Regions from separate parts of the Homo sapiens genome. Here region 2 is linked to region 1. A link is an interaction called in ENCODE POLR2A ChIA-PET data of the cell type or tissue named here. Cell type or tissue: PC-9. All regions are shown on one strand. Each heading gives the region's core, and the rest is flanking DNA. Links, peaks and the distances in the headings are about the cores only.

Region 1 (2,907 bases), core at 120-2,619:
ATACATTTTTAAACAACCAGATCTTGTGAGAACTCTATCATTATACAGTACCAAGGAGGGATGGTGATAAACCATTCATGAGAATTCCACCCCCATGATCCAGTCACATCCCACCAGGCCCCACTTCCAATGCTGGGGATTACAGTTGAACATGAGATTTGGGTGGGGACACAGATCAAAACCATTTCAGTAACAAAGTCTGGAAGTAAGCCATTGTAGGGGTAGAAATGTGTGGTACCTTTTCTCAACCATCATAAGGCTCACAGCCAACACTTTTATAACAAAAGACAAATTAACAAGGGAAAAGCATGGCAAATTTATTTAATCAAAGTTTTAGGCCAGGCGTGGTGGCTCGTGCCTGTAATCCCAGCACTTTGGGAGGCCAAGGTAATACAGGAGTTATTAAGAAATAATTTTTAGGCAGCTAGAAAGGGTGGGAGTTCTCGGTGGAATTTTCCTTTAATAAAAAGCAGCCCCAAAACCATTTCTTCTCTAACAGAAAGCAGACTGAGAAGGCATAGATAAGGAAACTAGGAGTTTTTATATGTAAATGCAGACAGCTGGAAGCCAGGTACATTCAGTATGGCATCTCCCACCCTCTTTTCCTTGTCACCAGGTCTCTCACCCTCTTTTCCTTGTCACCAGGTTTATGGGTGTCACAGCAGCCTCCAGGTAAAATCACGTGTACAAGTATAGCCACCACCAGGTGGAGGCCATATTTGCATAATAAAAGACTAGGGTAGGAGAGCCAGTCTTTTCCTGGGCTATGTGAATGGCACACCTGGTCAACCCAATCCCCTGAGCCCTAAGTAAATCAGTCACCGCCTCCTCAAGCCTGTACAAAACCAATTGCGTTCCACTGCAGACCGGAGACCCTCTTTTGGGTGACCTGCTTTCTCAGCATGAGGAAGCTTTTTCTCTCTCTTTTCTTCTATTAAACTTTCCACTCCTGAACCCACTCCTCGTGTGTGTCCATGTCCTGAGTTCTTTCTCAAGTGAGACCAAAAGCCAGGGTATATACCCCAGACAACAGAGCTGTTTCACAGGTGGATGGATCACTTGAGCCCAGGAGTTCAAGACCAGCCTGGCAACATGGTGAAACCCCATCTCTACTAAAAATACAAAAATTAGCCGGGTGTGGTAGCATGCGCCTGTAGTCCTAGCTACTTGGGAGGCTGAGACACGGATTGCTTGAACCCAGGAGGCAGTGGTTGCAGTGAGCTGAGATCGTGCCACTGCACTCCGGCCTGGGTGACAGAGCAAGATCCTGTCTCAAAAAAAAAAGTTTTACATGATGCAGGAGACTTCAAAAATGAATACACAAAGACCCAGGGAAAACTGTCCACTTTTATGCATAGATTTGATGAAGATGAACAGCTGTGTAGAAATGTGATTGCACAAAAAGGAGGGGCAGGAACCCAGCAAGGCCTGTCTGTTCAGATTCTTCTTGGTCTTACTGTGTAGCATTCCTTCCTCCCAGGCAGAGGGGAGAACCCCTCTGGAGCAAGGATAACCTGCAGTCAGACAAGGTAGGTCAGGGAATTTATTTATGGCTAGCTTCTGCACAGAAAGGCAGGGGAAGGTCAGAGTAATATTTCTAGGTTTTATAGCTTAATTTGGAAGAGAGGGATTCTAGTTTCTATGACTTGCCTTGGGGAAGAGGAATTATGATATTTTCTAAAGAGACAAGGTCTTGCTCTGTCGCCCAGGCTGGAGGGCAGTGGTTGCAATCACAGCCCACTGCAACCTTGAACTCCTGGGCTCAAGTGAGTGATCCTCCTGCCTCAGCCTCGCAAGTCATTGGTACTACAGGCACATGCTGTCATGCCCAGCTAATTTTTTTTTATTGTTTGTAGAGACAGGGTCTTGCTCTGTAGCCCAGGCTGGTATGCAGTGGTGCAATCATAGCTCACTGCAGCCTTGATCTCCTGAGCTCAAACAATCCTCCTGCTCTCTGCCTCCCAAAGCACTGGGATTACAGGCATGAGTCACTATCCCCTGCAGGAATTGTGATTTCTATGACTGGGAAGAATGAGGGGCAAGAGACATGAGGGTGGGAGAAGGTCAGAGAGAACTTGCTACTGGGGCTGCTTCTGAGGCCTTCCAATCTCTTTTAGTTTGAGGTACTCAGCATGCCAATGTCTTATTTTGGGGTATTGTTTTCTGAGCCCCAACACTGTCCATCACTTCTCTCTCTCTCCCCTACATACTTTCTCCTTCCCTCCCTTCTCCTTTCTCTCCTCCTTTCCCTCCTCCCTTCTCTTCCTCTCTCTTTCCCTCCCTCCCTCTTTCCTTTTAGATGCGTTTACAAGAAGGCTGGATATAGAATCAGGAGACCTAGAAACCTGGCCTGGTCTTATCCTTAACTTAGGGTAAGTAACTCAGCCTCTCTGGACTCAGTGTCCTCACTTGTAAAATTAGGGGCTGAATAAGAGAGGATGCCTAGGGTCCTGCCCAGCTCCAAAATGCTTTGGTCCTCCAAGATCCATAAGACTGCAGGAAGTAGCTGAGACAGCCCTCTCGGAGGGAGCTGGGTCACAGTCTGCTAGACTCCCCTGCTATGTAAAGTCCCATTCTGGCAGATGTCACTTAGATTTCCCCCACTGGCTCCAGATAGGCCTGCTTTGGATAAATGACACTCCTGTTTTGCTAAATCTGACCAACTCAAATCATGCCATATGTGCCTCATTACAAACTTGTCCCTGTGCCAGCCAGATGGATGCAGTACTTTTTGGTCTCCCAGCTAAAGGTTGAAATGGCCTTCATGATGGCACAGCTGGCCTGTAGAGGTGCTTTTGTTTCACTTGTTAGACACCATGTTCTGTTTCAATTCTGTTTCTCTAGTTAAAGTGTTTTCATTTCTTTATTTGTTCAATAAACACCTCTCAAGTACCTGTATGGCCCTGG
Region 2 (2,907 bases), core at 121-2,620, 240 kb after region 1:
TATATACACAGTGGAGTACTATTCAGCCATAAAAACAATGAGATCCTGTTATTTGCAACCACGTGGATGGAATTGGAGATCATTATGTTAAGTGAAATAAGCCAGACACAGAAAGACAAATGTTCTCACTTATTTGTGGGATCAAAAAGTCAAAACAACTGAATTCTTGGACACAGAGAGTAGAAGGATGGTTAGCAGAGCCTGGGAAGGGTAGTAGTGGGTGGGGAGTAGGGGATGGGAGGGAGGTGGGGATGGTTAATGGGTACAAAAAATTTAGAAAGAATGAATAAGACTTATTTGATAACACAATAGGGTGACTGTAGTCAAAACAATTATATATTTTAAAATAAAGAGTGTAATTGGACTGTTTGTAACTCAAAGGATAAATGCTAGAGGGCATGGATACCCCATTCTCCATGATACACTTATTTCACATTGCATGCCTGTATCAAAACATCTCATGTACCCCATAAATATATACACCTACTATGTATGCACAAAATTTTTTAAATATAAAAATTAGCTGGGCATGGTGGTGTGTGCCTGTGGTCCCAGCTACTCGAGAGGCTGAGGTGGGAGGATTGCTTGAGCCTGGGAGGTTGAAGCTGCAGTGAGCCATGACCATGCCACTTCACTCCAGCCTGGGCAACAGAGCGAGAGCCTGTCTCAAAACAAACAAAAAAACTCAGGGCAATTGCAAGGAGGGAGGCAAGACCTGATATTTAGAAATCCTCCTTTTCATAGTAATAGGATTGGACTTGAGATGCCTTACAGTGTTAGAAGGGGTACCTTTTCTTCTGTTTCCTTTGGGAAGGATAGGCTGCTGAATGGTCGAAGCAGGGAATTAATGTCATGCACAGAGTGGGAGTGTATTCGGCAGGATAACAGAACCACTGCTGCAGGGAAGGCCTCCTAGTTGGCCCTGAATGATCCTGGTTTAAAAACTTTTTAAGATAAGAAATGAAAAAAAGACTAAGTCTCTTAAGTCAACAAGTCAGGCCTAATAGAGCCACTTTTCTGTTTGCCCTTTGGAATGCAGATCCTCCTAGAACTTGTCACCACTTTGTACACGCAGCACGCCCAGAAATGTTTAAGTGGGAGGAGGGGAAAAGATGGCTCATGGCCTGCTGCCCTGCCCCAGTGTCCTTCAGTGGCTCCCTTATGCAGCTCTGGCCAGGTGCCACCTGCCCTGACGTCGGGCCTGCTAGTTGGCTGGCTGGTGGCCTGCCCTGGGCGAAGGTGTGTGCTCACAGGCAGGTTGCATTCCACACCCTGCCGTTCTGGCCCCTGGAGTCCAGCCGCAGTGGTCACTGCTTAAATATCACTTCTCGGGAGATATTTCCTTTTGTAATTTGCCCTCGGTCTTGTCTTATCTTCGAAAGGTTGCTGGAATTTCTCTGTTCCTTGGAGTTTGGGGGTTTTTTGATTTGTTTTTTCTTTGGTGCTTGTAAAGGTAGGAAAGAACTTCGTGATTTCTGTAACATAACAATGTTTTATGCTTATGGGAAGGCCAATTAAAGTTCATAACAACTTGGCTGGTGCAGTGCCTCTGTCTCTAGCTAGGGAGATTCTGGTGCTTGGTGCTGGAGAAATTCCCAGTCTGAATTGGAAAGGGACAGAAGGAATAACAGCGAGTGTGTTGAAAGTTACCTTCCACCTTTTCCTTGTGTGGTTACACAGTGTGCCTCCCAACTGCTGCTTGGTGACCGTGCCGGTGCCTTTTCCCAGCTCAGCAGGAGGAGGCTGTGTGGGGGTCCCCCGAGAGCAGCCAGGAGGTTGGGGATGGCAGCCTCCCCAGGCAGTCCTGCAGGTTATTTGGGGGATGCTGAGATTTGCACCAAAATGGAAGTTTCCCCACAGCTTCCTTCCTAACTGCAACACTATGGAGCATGTGGAAAATGCATGTTAGTTAGGCAAGCCATTCCCTCTGGGCCTGTAAGTAATTTTAGGCTCTGTTAAAAGTACACATTCCAGTTCATCAGATTTTCCCGGGAGTATCGTAAAACTTTTACCCTACTCTGTTCAACAGGATGGAACAGCCCAGAGGAGGCATCCTAGGACTCAGCTGCTGCATTGGTCATGGGGACAGGGGGATGGAGTACACAACACAGTCATATATTAATCGTCCCATCAGTAATTTGTTTCTCCAGCGGTCATTCCTTTACTTTTAGGGTATGCTGTAGCACTCTCGTTCTGAGCAGTTTTCTTTTTTTTTGTTTTTGTTTAAGTTCCCATGGCATTGCCTAAAAGTTTTATTTTACACGTTAGTAACACATTTCCATCCTATGTGTCTTTTACTTCAGAAACAAAGAAAAGAGTGGTAGCCAGCCCGCCTGCCTGGATCACATGCAGGACAGAAGAGCCTTGTCCCTCAAAGCCCACCAGTCAGAGAGCTACCTGCCGATTGGTATGTTTCGGGGAATTTTCAGGGAGAACGTCAGTGTTACCCTGGTTTCCTTCAGGCTGTTACCCTGCCCCATCTAGTTGTCTCATTCGAAAACGACACAAGGCCTCAGGCCTGCAGCCTGGAGGGGAATGGGTTTGCAGAATTATATCCGGCGGCGAAGCACTGAGCTAGACACCGTATGCCAGCTTTTAGGCCTCGTAGCAAGCCTTCAGGGTAGGCATGATTATTGCCATTTCACAGCTGAGGAAACTGAGGCACAGATAGGTTAAGTAACTTGTCCAGAATCACCCAGCATTTGAACCCAGGTTTTCTGATTCAAGCCCATTTAAAAACTGGTAGTCTTCATGACAAATGAGCCTACTCCCTTTTCCCGGGTGGGCGGGTGGATCCTGGGGCTTTTGGCAGAACAGCTGTCCAGGCCAACTCCCCTTCCTCTCCATTCTGCTTCCAAGGCTGGAAGAGTGATAAGGTATGGGGTATGGGGAGACCTACTAAGCAGT

Evidence for each region. Peaks named below come from ENCODE experiments on the same cell type or tissue, not always from the same donor. Only the 100,000 strongest peaks of a DNase experiment are listed, where the experiment ranks them.
Region 2: POLR2A ChIA-PET joins it to region 1 with 11 read pairs; 4 of 35 experiments call an interaction of 5 or more read pairs at or near these places.

Annotation. Positions count from the first base shown.
Region 1 is chr1:93,827,080-93,829,986 of GRCh38, reverse strand. It overlaps a transcript of BCAR3 not described here. Among named protein-coding and RNA genes, the nearest start is that of MIR760, 18 kb to the left of the region's middle. In PC-9, for the core only: a CTCF peak has its summit at 686 (motif pointing right); DNase peaks (open chromatin) are centred at 706, 1,416 and 1,916; H3K4me3 peaks cover 293 bases; H3K27ac peaks cover 2,500 bases.
Region 2 is chr1:93,583,518-93,586,424 of GRCh38, reverse strand. It overlaps BCAR3 (BCAR3 adaptor protein, NSP family member), which reads left to right. Exons shown (of 12, transcript NM_003567.4): 6 at 2,304-2,407. Among named protein-coding and RNA genes, the nearest start is that of BCAR3-AS1, 7.0 kb to the left of the region's middle. RefSeq lists an enhancer at 1,204-1,716. In PC-9, for the core only: a CTCF peak has its summit at 1,519; a DNase peak (open chromatin) is centred at 1,074; H3K4me3 peaks cover 1,044 bases; H3K27ac peaks cover 2,500 bases.